Linked DNA regions of Homo sapiens: region 2 is linked to region 1. Evidence: chromatin contacts called from ENCODE Hi-C or POLR2A ChIA-PET data. All regions are on one chromosome and are shown on one strand. The core of a region is the stretch at or near the end of the contact, and the rest is flanking DNA. Distances in the headings are between cores, read along the strand shown.

Evidence for each region. Hi-C counts contacts between places; a loop is a spot of excess contacts on that map. ChIA-PET counts read pairs that join two places held with the same protein, here RNA polymerase II (POLR2A). Pooled maps may share reads with other maps.
Region 2: a map of heart right ventricle shows a loop between it and region 1 (2.5-fold over the local background). The contact joins two enhancer-like sites. A Hi-C loop is called at or near these places in 9 of 168 maps with a recorded cell type or tissue (endothelial cell of umbilical vein, heart left ventricle and heart right ventricle), 1 of 37 single-sample maps with no recorded cell type and 6 of 50 pooled maps. POLR2A ChIA-PET finds 5 or more read pairs at or near these places in 2 of 52 experiments (HepG2 and activated T-cell).

What each region holds. Positions count from the first base shown.
Region 1 is chr13:32,243,426-32,249,050 of GRCh38, reverse strand. It overlaps FRY (FRY microtubule binding protein), which reads right to left. Exons shown (of 61, transcript NM_023037.3): 47 at 4,869-5,009; 48 at 1,549-1,728. Among named protein-coding and RNA genes, the nearest start is that of ZAR1L, 69 kb to the left of the region's middle. Within about 2 kb of position 2,515, at least 4 of the 41 ENCODE cell types and tissues checked have a DNase peak (open chromatin) inside an H3K27ac peak, as active enhancers do; they include heart right ventricle, where a contact is called at or near this core.
Region 2 is chr13:32,281,537-32,287,323 of GRCh38, reverse strand. The region is part of intron 58 of FRY (FRY microtubule binding protein); the gene reads right to left. Among named protein-coding and RNA genes, the nearest start is that of ZAR1L, 31 kb to the left of the region's middle. Within about 2 kb of position 1,848, at least 9 of the 41 ENCODE cell types and tissues checked have a DNase peak (open chromatin) inside an H3K27ac peak, as active enhancers do; they include heart right ventricle, where a contact is called at or near this core.

The sequences.
Region 1 (5,625 bases), core at 1,266-3,765:
AGCACTTGAGAAATTTCACTTCCTGAGAGCTCCAGAGTGTGGTGGCTGCATAGGCAGCAATTCGCAAACTCAAGCTCCGAGCAGGCCTCCTCTGCAGACACCAGCTCATGGGCTTGACCTCGGCAGTGGCAGAAACTGTCAATTTTACACCTGGCTCCTGAGACCCATCATTCTGGGGCAGTTCTGGGTCTCTGGAGCATGCTGCTAACCAGCTGCATGTTTTTTTGTACCTCTTTAGAACACAACAAACTCAAATTGCAGAGAAAAAATAGCTTTTCCCCCTAGCCAGGTTAAAAAAAATGTGAAAATGGACCAAGATTAAATTGAAACCTTAATATTATTTACATATTAAATATAGATGCAGGTGTCACAATGGTAGCAAATAGTATCTCATCCTGAATACTGAAATGATGAAAGGTCAGTGAGGACCATTGTATAAAAAACCCAACTTGGATATGACCTACATAATAGTGCAAGTAAGTTCCATATAAGCACACCAGGTTTATTTCTTTTTTTTTTAATATACTTTAAGTTCTGGGGTACATGTGCAGAATGTGCAGGTTTCTTACACAGGTAGACATGTGCCATGGTGGTCTGCTGCACCCATCAACCTGTCATCTACATTAGGTATTTCTCCTAATGCTATCCCTCCCCTTGTTCCCCACCCCGTGATAGGCCTCGGTGTGTGATGTTCCCCTCCCTGTGTCCATGTATTCTCTTTGTTCAACTCCTACTTATGAGTGAGAACATGCAGTATTTGACACCAGGTTTATTTCTTAGTGAATTTATTCATTCAGCAGAGTTTTGGAAATATTTACTAGTGATCTACTAATGCACCAGATGTTGTACTGAGCCCTGGTTATAAACAGGAACAGAGTACAGTTTCTGCTTTGGGGGTTCATGAGTCATGGGGTAAGAGATGTGAAAGCAAAGTTATTTTATACCTTAGACTTCAATATAAGCCTCCCAAATATTTGTTCATGGACTATCAGGTAAACATGACTACTTCCTGTCCTTTCTTTTCTTCCTGACTCCTTAGCTTGGGTCCCTAGTCTTTTGCTCCTCCCTCTCTCTCCCCTGCCCGCTTCAAGGCAAGAATTTAGTTTTACTTGTTTAAAAAATAGTGTGGACTGGGGAAGCAACTATAAAAGTGGAGTCTATATTCCTGTAAATTTCGGTCATCTGCTGAACTGGCTGTCATTCAGGGAGAAACATTGTGGATATAAAGACATGACCATTGTCAGATAAAGAATGAGTGAAGGTCATGGTTTAAAATGCTTATGATCGTTCCATTTTTAAATACCTCTTTTTAAAATCATTTTTTACATAACTGAGGCTAGTTTCTATTTTTAAAAGCTGCCAACTGAGAGTCCCAGTGAATATGACACTCAATGGGTTCTTTAAAAAGCAAAACCTAATTTAGCCCTTAGAAATCTTCATTTGAAATAACTGTCAAATAAGTCTTCTTTTTTCCAGGCAACTACTTTTGATCTTTGCTACTACAAATTCATGCTAAAGTTCACAGAAATAGTTAACATAGCTAAGTACCTCCGAAATATCGAAGTGGAAGTCCAGGGTTTTCCCAGGTAATTCCTTGGAAGCACTAGTCCACACTCGATGTATTTCTATTTTTGAGAGGTCACTGTGCTGGTATGAAGGTAAAACAAGGCTGGCTGACCGAGAAACTACCAGCTTCAAGATATTCAGAGCTTCTCTCCAGTGAACACTCTGCAGGAAATAAAACATTCAAGGGTTAAAAATAATTTAATTTTTTTAAAGCTAATGTATGTCAGAATGACCAGTGAGAAGCTAGTGACCAGTCAGAATTCACTGACTTAAAACAGCGCAGCAGGTTCCATGAGAAGTAAAAGGCAAATGACATAAAAAGACAATGTATATATAAAAGGAGCTATGTTTAGGAGACAAACAAAAAAGACCAATTTTGTCCATTTCAGCTAAATTAAATTCTTATTAATGAGGTACCATTATGGTAATGAGGCACCTCCTTAATTTGAGGGAAAAAAAAAAGCTCCCAATGCATTTTATGACACTGACTGTTCAGTTCACTCTTTCTTAAAGTTCTCCCCACCCTCCGGTTTCCAGTCTTCTTGGTCCTCCTTCTAGTTCTCTGGCTCCTCCTGCTCCATTTGCTTCCTGGGTACCTTGATCTCTGTCTTCAGCCCTCTTTTCTTCTCACTTCTTGTCTTCCTCATTACTTAACTCAGGAATCTGGAAGCCCTTCTTAACCCTTTCTTTCCCTCCCTCCTGGTAATCTGTTCCCTCCACGGCATTCCTGCTGGCACTGGCTCAGCGGCACCCTCTTGGGCCTTGCCTGGACTATCTCAATGGCCCCTTACTGGTGTCTTGGCTTGCAGCCCTTAAGTGCATCAGATCCAGCTAGAGTGATCTTCCTAGAACTCTTCAGACCAAGCCACTTCCCTGACTAAACTCCTTCACAGACTCCCTCTGGTGGACAGGGTGGAGTCCACACTCTTTGAGCATGGCCTGCAAGGGTCATCTCCCCCAGGCTGCTGCTGGAGTTCCCCAAACTTGGCAAGCCCTCTCAGCCTCTGTGCCTTTACTCATGCTATGCCCTCATCCTTGAATACATTTCCCCTCCTTATTGGCATGTCAAATTCCTACTCTTCATTTAAGACTCAGTTTTACCATCTTCGTTTCTCTGACAACCTCCAATCAGACTGTGTGCCGCTCCCATAAAAATATTAGAAACACAGATAAACAAATTTGATGAAAGTTGTTATTATTATTTTTTGCCTGGACTTTGCAGTCAAAGCACATGAAATAAAACATCTATTAAATTCTGCGCAAGGGAAGCCATGGTTTAAATGTGAAATAAGCTACTATTTGAGTTAAGATAAAAAGTATCAGACGTCGCCCGCAGGCCTAAGACAAAATGGACAGCCTCATTAAACAACAAAATGGGGCACACATTCGTAGAAAGGTGTCAACTGACCACCTGTCTCCTGTGAGTGAAGTGAGAAACTGTTAACTGACTGCCTACCCTATGTGGTGTAAGTATGATGCAGCAACGCCACTTGAAAAATGCTTGGAAGTCACTTTCAGCATCAAATAATTTCTGTAAGTAATTTGGTGAAGTAAAGATGGAAAGGAATGTCTAAAATTTATACGGTATATCTTCATCAATGAGCTTCCAGAGAGAACCTAGCATTTGCCCTTGAATCCTACAAGTTACAAAGTACATTCCAGAGAAGAAATAGACAAATACAATATAGAGAAAAGGATGTCTATGCTCTTGAGCTAGGCGCTCTCTACTTAACCCCATCGTGGCCCTGCACTACTCCCATGGCCTGGAGCCTCCCTGCTTTAGTCTGTGGTCATGTGTTTTAGATTAACTTCCAGGCTCTAGAAACTCGTCCTGGTGTGTTTGAGCTATCTTTCCATCTATCTATATTCCTATCTTCCTATTTATCACTGTTGGCCGGGTTGGAGTGCAGTGGTGTGATCACAGTTCACTGTAACCTCAACCTCCTGGGCTCAAGGGAAACTCTCTCCCCAGCCTCCTAAGTAGCTGGGACTATAGGTGTGCACCACCACACCTTGCTGATTTTTAAAATTTTTTTTATTTTTGTAGAGATGGGGTGTCACTTTGTTGCCCAGGCTGGTCTTGAACTCCTGGCCTCAAGCGATCCTCTTGCCTCAGCCTCCCAAAGTGCTGGGATTACAGGATAAGCCACTGCACCTGGCCTTGATATTTATTTTTATTTTCATTAAAATAAATTGTGTTTCTGGTCTTCTCAGAGTACGGCTTTAAGAATCAATCTGGGCTGGACGTGGTGGCTCATGCCTGTAATCCCAGCACTTTGGGAGGCCGAGGCGGTGGATCACGAGGTCAGGAGTTCGAGACCAGCCTGGCCAATATGGTGAAACCCTGTCTCTACTAAAAATACAAAAATTAGCCGGGCGTGGTGGCACACGCCTGTAGTCCCAGCTACTTGGGAGGTTGAGGCAGAAGGATCGCTTGAACCCGGGAGGTGGAGGTTGCAGTGAGCCGAGATTGTGCCACTGCACTCCAGCCTGGACAGAGCGAGACTCAGTTTTGAAAAAAAAAATCAATCTGTAGCTGTTTGGAGATGTCCAAGTATCCTGCCAGGGAGGCTGCCTGGTACAATAAAACAAAGACACTGGCTTTGGATCCAAATACCAGCTCCAGCCTTTACTAACTGAAATCTTGGAGCCAGTCTCTTGGTTTTAAAAATATACATAAAGACTGTTTATTATGGAAATATTAAAATATACACAGAAACCGAGAGACTAGTCTAATGAATCCCTTTGTACTATTCATCAACTATTCACATTTTGTCATCTTGTTTTATTTATCCCCTCAAACAAATGTTTTTTGTTTGTTTGTTGCAGTATTTTCAAGTATATTTCTGCAAGTTTCTTAACCACTCTTCAACTCTAAAGTGACAGTTTTAGCCTTTGAATAATCCTTCACATGTTGAAACACCGGGCCTAGAACCCGGCACATGTGAAAGTTCCTACAGTTCCTTGTCCCCTCTCCTTCTCTGAAACGGGATAAAAAAACCAAGACTCTGCCTCTGCCCTCCAAGTCAGGCGTGTGCTTTCAATACTCAGCCTGTGGCCCCAAGAGGCGGAAATGTGCCTTTTAAAGGCACCGGAGTGTGCCGGGGTCTTGTGCTCTCATTCTCTTCAGAATACTACTCAGGGTGTGGCCAACTCCCACTCTTAACTGCCCTGGCTGTGCCATGGATGTCAAGGAATGAATGAGTGGCCTGGCACCCAGATGGTTTTGTAGCCAAGCTACAGGAAAAGCCTCCATCTTTTTAGAACGACTGGTTGCTTAGTGAAGTTATCCAAGTACTCACTTGCACATATTTTTCAATTGTCTTCAGAACTTCCACATTGAACTGTTTGACAGGAACGACAGAAAGGTCCATGTAGCTGAGAAGACTGTAGATCACCTGGAGCAGGGGCTGCTGCACACTAGGGAGGCCCTTCTCCAGCAGCTGTGGGGGCAAAGTGCGGCTGGAGTCAGTCACACACCAGATCTCCGTATGGAAGGACCCGTGTTTTCCAACACATTTAGGATTGCACATTTCCTTTTTATTTTTTATTTTTTTAGGAGATGGGGTCTTGCTATGTTGCCCAGCCTAGTCTCGAACTCCTGGCCTCAAGAGATCCTCCTGCCTCAGCTCGAAAGTATCTGGGATTATAGGCAAGAGCTACCATGCCTGGCTTGATTGCACATTTCCTTAGGAGGGGAAATAAAATCCTAACTATGAAGAACTGAAGATATTATCAAAATAGACTATATCATGTGTGGAGGTGTAAATATGTAAGTATAAAATTCACATGAGGAAATATTTAAAAACACCTAAAAGGAAAGCATCAGACACCAATTATCAAAAATTACAAATTCAAACAAAAGATAAAATCTGTCAGTTATCAAACTGGCAAAGATTAGAAATTGATAATACTCAGTATTGATGGGGAGATAAAGAAATGAGTATTCTTACATATCAGTGGAAATGTAAATTGGATAGTTTGGCAAATAAGATCAAGAGCAATGAAGAGGTCCATAATCTTTTGACACAGTAATTATACTTTTAGGAATGTTTCTCA
Region 2 (5,787 bases), core at 599-3,098, 39 kb before region 1:
TTGAGAATATTTTATAGGACTGCTATAATTTTTAATTTCAAAGGACTAAACATTGTATGCCCTCAAACAAGTGTGAGATATGACAGGTAATTTTCTTGCATTTTACTTTTTATAACAATTTTTTCTCCAATAGACAATTTCTTTCTTTTTTTTTTTTTTGAGATGGAGTCTCACTCTGTCGCCCAGGCTGGAGTACAGTGGCACGATTTTGGCTCATTGCAACCTCCGCCTCCTGGGTTCAAGCGATTCTCCTGCCTCAGCCTCCTGAGTAGCTGGGATTACAAGCGCGTGCCACCACGCCTGGCTAATTTTTGATTTTTTTTTTTTTAGTAGAGATGGGGTTTCACCATGTTGGTCAGGCTGGTCTCGAACTCCTGACCTCTTGATCTGCCCGCCTTGGCCTCCCAAAGTTCTGGGATTACAGGAATGAGCCACCTTGCCTGGACTCAATAGACAATTTCTAAAAGTAATCTACAACTAATAGTTAGTCTAAAATAATGAGATTTGTAACTGGGCCATGTTCAACAGCAGCTACCATCTTTTTTTTTTTTTTTTTTTTTTTTTTTTTTTTTTTTTGAGACAGAGTCTTGCTCTGTCTCCCCAGGCTGGAGTGCAGTGGCGCGATCTTGGCTCACTGCAAGCTCCACCTCCCGGGTTCACACCATTCTCTTGCCTCAGCCTCCCAATGTAGCTGGGACTATAGGCACCCGCCACCATGCCCAGCTAATGCTTTTGTATTTAGTAGAGACAGGGTTTCACCTTGTTAGCCAGGATGGTCTTGATCTCCTGACCTTGTGATCCGCCTGCCTCGGACTCCCAAAGTGCTGGGATTACATGCCTGAGCCACCGCGCCCAGCCAGCAGCTACCATTTTTTGATGTCACCATATCATAGAATTGGTTTATGGAAAGTTTGGGTATGCAGAAAGAGATAAGTAAAACTTGACAGAATGTATTTTTTTTTAAATCAAATTGACCATTCCTAATTATGCATCAACATATCTGGTTCTGAATTTTCAAAATATTTAAGGACCTAACAGTTTCTAATCCAATAAAACCCCCTTATTTTAAAGCTCTTTCAAAAAGTATCTGAGTTATCATCGGTTTAGTGTATTGTACTTGAAAATAAGGTACAGTAAATAAGAACAAATGAAACTATCAACTTATTAATTAGTATCGACAAATGTAATTAAAGGACTGCCACCAACAAGCCCTACCCTATCCTCCAAGGGTCTATTCTTCCCATACTTATCACTTGCTTATCATGTGGGGTTGGCACATTGATGCATATTATATTATGTTTACTAAGTAGTTTTTGGGACCCTGGCCATAAATTTCTTTCAAAGTTTGGAAGACAAACACCTGTAAGCCTCTGATGTGGAGACTACACAGCTTCAGGTGTTTACTATTCTCAAGAAAACTTTACATCTAAAGGTTTCTAAAACCAAACTTTCTGTTCTGAAATACAATGTCATATAAAATAGTCACACAGGGAGAGTCTTAAGTCTATATAGCCGCAGAATTTCCAGTGCGAAGACTTTTTGGACAACATCAAATATGACTGAAACGTTTAGTATGCAGTTTAGGAAGTAAACATTTGCTACTATGGGATTTACTTTTCAGAAGTGTGAAATGAAGCAAGTGCTGAGTAAATTACAAGGTCTTGTGTGAAGAAAACGGCTTTTTATTGCTTTCCAAAACGAGGTTATAATCCAAGGAGGTCATCAAATCAGTTCAAGTAAAATCTTTTCTGTTCAATAAAGGCAGAGGAAACTTTTCGACTCCAGCTTGGTGCTAAGGAATTTCATTGTCAATGAATTCCTCCCACTCAGCTCTCAGGGCACAAAACAGTGTTTTTCTTGGGAGATGGCCAACTGTGATGAATGCCAGTTCTCAGGATTCTTCCTAAACGTTCCTTTTTAGGTAGGCTAGTTCAGGCTTCCTTGATATTTATTATCTCAGAATCTTTTTGTAGGCCACAGGCTGGGACCTAGTTTGCATTTAGAGTTCCAAAAAGAGTGAAAAAAGCCTTTCTGGGGGGCCATTTTATGGAAATTATTAAAATTCCCCTTGTCCCACCGTCCCGTTCTAATGTTTTTCTGTATCCACATTCTAAAAATAATCCCTTGAGAAGTCTTTATAAACTTATCTGTGTTTTGGCAGCTTTAGGTTCTTTTGAACATGTGGGAATGTCCTTGTTTTATTTAGTCACGAGGATTTTCTTCAAGCCCCCTTCCTGCTCTCCTGATATGGCTTGATTTATAAAATTGGATTTAGAGGTATGTTTTCTCAAAATGAGGAAACAAAAGATCAAGAAGCCAAGATGTTAAGAATTTATCATAAACAATTGAGGAATGCATAGCTTTTAAAAGCCCAGAATAATTGAACTCCTGCTGATCGACAGTAGCATAGCCATATCTGGGTTCTTTCTTCTGTTCTCAGGTGGATTCTATGCTTATGACATAACCAGTCAGTAAAAATCTAAGAAACTTTTGATATGAGAGAAGATGAACCACAGTGTACTATAGTAGCTATTATTTTCATCACATTTAATCTCCAAAAGTCCTGGGTTTAAATTAATGAGATAAAATTTAAATAACCTAGCCTAATGATGAAATCTCCTAAAAGTTGGGAATAGTATGTACCCACTTGTTGCTAATAATGCTTGGGCCTGGCACATTGATGGCTATGGCATTATCTTTGTTAAGTAGTTTTTTGGACCTTGGTCATAAATATCCCTCAAAGCTTTGAAAGATAAATACACCTATGATACAGATTACACATCCTGAGACATTCACTTTTTTCAAGAAATCTGTAAGCTATCTTCAACAGACATTTCTTTAGCCAATATGAGAAAGAATATGGCTTACAGAGGAAAGACTGATTGACTATATCTGAAGGATGATGTTTAATAGATTATAACTTAATTGGAGAAAAGTCTTGTCTTGTTTAACACTTAACTTGTTCAATTTGTATAAGAACAGAGGTTGTAGGCTTCTCATTCATAGATTATGTAGATAGAAAATATATAACTGAGAAGGTTAGTGTCCAAAAAGACCCTAACAGAATGATGATTTGAATATAAGAAGATGAAATGTAGTAGGGCTAAATATAAATTATTGTACTTGAGTTCAAAGAGTCAAATGTTCAAGTAGTGCTCAGAAATATCTGTTGAATTATGAATGCATTAACTAAAATCAACAATACATCATATGGAAACATCTCCAGCTTTTCTGGGGCCACCTCTGCAGAACTGGATGATAAATTATGTTAATTAGCTATAAGGGGACTAAAGCCACTGCCTGCAGAACCCAGAGTCGAGAGGTCTGCAGACTTTGTTCCCTGACCTCCATTTATGTTCACTTAAACCTTCGACTAGTGGTCACTCCAGAATGAATTCCACAAGAGATGGAGAGGTTGGTGGAAACCAAAATCATTAGTTGGAAATGCTGATTTTAAGTCATGAAGAGATTTTTCTCCTTTTGATGTGTGCAGGCTGAGAAAACACTACTAAAGCAGTGTCCGCAAATGAGTAAAGTGTTCTTATGACACAAGCAAATCACATGCCTTGATTTATGTCCTATTTAGTGTATGCTGCACAGAGAACTGGTATTACTATCACCAAGAAGCCCAAATCATTGACTTATAATGGCTGTCTTTAAAAAAGAGCCCCAAAATATACTTCCCAAATATTGGAAATAAATTGCTTAGAAACATGGTTTGTTTTGAACATGCGCTGAGAATTTTCCTCCAACATATCCCTCAGAAAGTGAGTTCAGCAGACAGGTGCTTGCATATGCAGAGACGCTTCTTGCATATGCAAAGAATAATACTCTTTCCCGTTTTCTTTTTGGAAACTCAAGCCCCTTCTATCTAGCTTTATTCTTCATTTTGAGGACTTAGGTACAGAGAAATATTTTTCTGTTATAAGAAAAGCAATAGGCCAAACATCATGATGACTGGTGCCTGGCTCTTGCATTCAGTGTTAGGAACTCACTGGGCAGCAGGGATGGTGGAGAGTCCATATAGGGCAGTCTACACTTAGTGCTTGCTCATTATTGTCACTGAGGAAGGCAGGCCCAGTGTTGCTAGATCTTCTTATTCAGAGACACCAGGAATTCTGTTTTGAGTGTGTGTGTATGTGTGAAAGTTTTTTTCGTTGTTGTTGTTTTGTTTTTTTTTTTTGAGATGGAGTCTTGCTCTGTCACCCAGGCTGGAGTGCAATGGTGCGATCTCAGCTCACTGCAACTTCTGCCTCCCAGGTTCAAGAGATTCTCCTGCCTCAGCCTTCTGAGCAGCTGGGATTACAGGCACCCACCACTGTGCCCGGCTCATTTTTGTATTTTTAGTAGAGATGGTATTTCACCATGTTGTCCAGGAAGGTCTCAAACTCCTGACCTCGTGATCCACCTGCCTCACGCTCCCAAAGTGCTGGGATTACAGGCGTGAGCCACCACGCTCGGCCGTATGTGTGAAAGTTTTAAATTTTTAAATGCAGGGTCAGTTAATATTGTGCAAGCTTAACACAACATGTCTGTGAATTGGTTATAGTTCACAAGCCACCAGTGCATAAACTTTCTTTGTTATACTTAGGTCTACAACTTTATGTTAAGAATAGAAGAAAAACTAGAAAAATAAATATTCAGCACCCAACAAAGATATATATTGTCTTTCACAAACAATTCTATAGCAATCCTCACTTAAATCACCTGTTAAGAATGATTAGGAATTTTCTACTGGCAAAGACCGGACCAGACTGGGTAGGGCTTGGGGGTTGAGAAGCTTTCATATGCCTGTCTGTACACTGTCACCATCTCTGACAGACTGATATCTTTATTCAAGAATTTACTTTGCTAGGTTTAGTCGGGTAAGCACTAATCCTTTCATGAAGTGCACACTTCTTTGAAATAGAACAGATATGAGTAATAATTATTGGTATATTCATATTGCTATTTATATCCTGACATAGATTCTGCAAGTTATAAGTTCACTTATCCCCATTCTACCTGTCCCCAGGCAAGGGTGTGCTCAGAGTAACTGGCAACATCAAATCATTCCAGAAGACAGAGAACCTGATTACACAGGAGTGTTGGAGAGAATCACTTAGAGGTAAGCTAAGCAGTGCTCTGAGGCCAGACATTTGTTGGGTTTTGTTTTGGGTTGGAGGCCAAATGGTAGCTCTAGTCAGCAAAATTATATCTCCACATCTCTAGATATAAGATCTTAATATTTAAGTGGAATGACACCATCATTCCTCCTCAAGGCCTACCTTTTGTGTGTAAGGACTCAGTTTTCTCTCACAGCCCATTTCCGGCCTTGTCGAGTGTTAACCTATGATGGGAACCGAGGCTGCCTGATTTGTGTACTCTGCATGGTGCCTAGCCATGCCTCAAGGCTGGTGGCATTAGAAAGTGTGAGGTTTGAGCTGCATGCACAGTGGCCAGACTATTTCCAGGATCTACTAACCAATTAAAACAGAGAATAACTGTAACCAAGTATCCAGACGACTTAAACAAATCTCCCCGCCTTGCCTGACTTACTAGGATTGCCAACTTCTTTTGTTAGGTGGCATATAATTTGCCTTCCAGATCAACCACAGACTCCAGAATTGTTACACATGTAGGCCTGGAAGCATCTTCCTCAGGACATCTGGTCACTGCTTGAGTTCTCTGGTTACCAGTGTGTCCATGAGCCATTTGGAAATATTCTGAAACACTGAGCTAATACTGACAATGGGGCCAAAGCTTGGTTGGTTTTTGCAAAAACATTGGAAACACCAGACTCAGAAT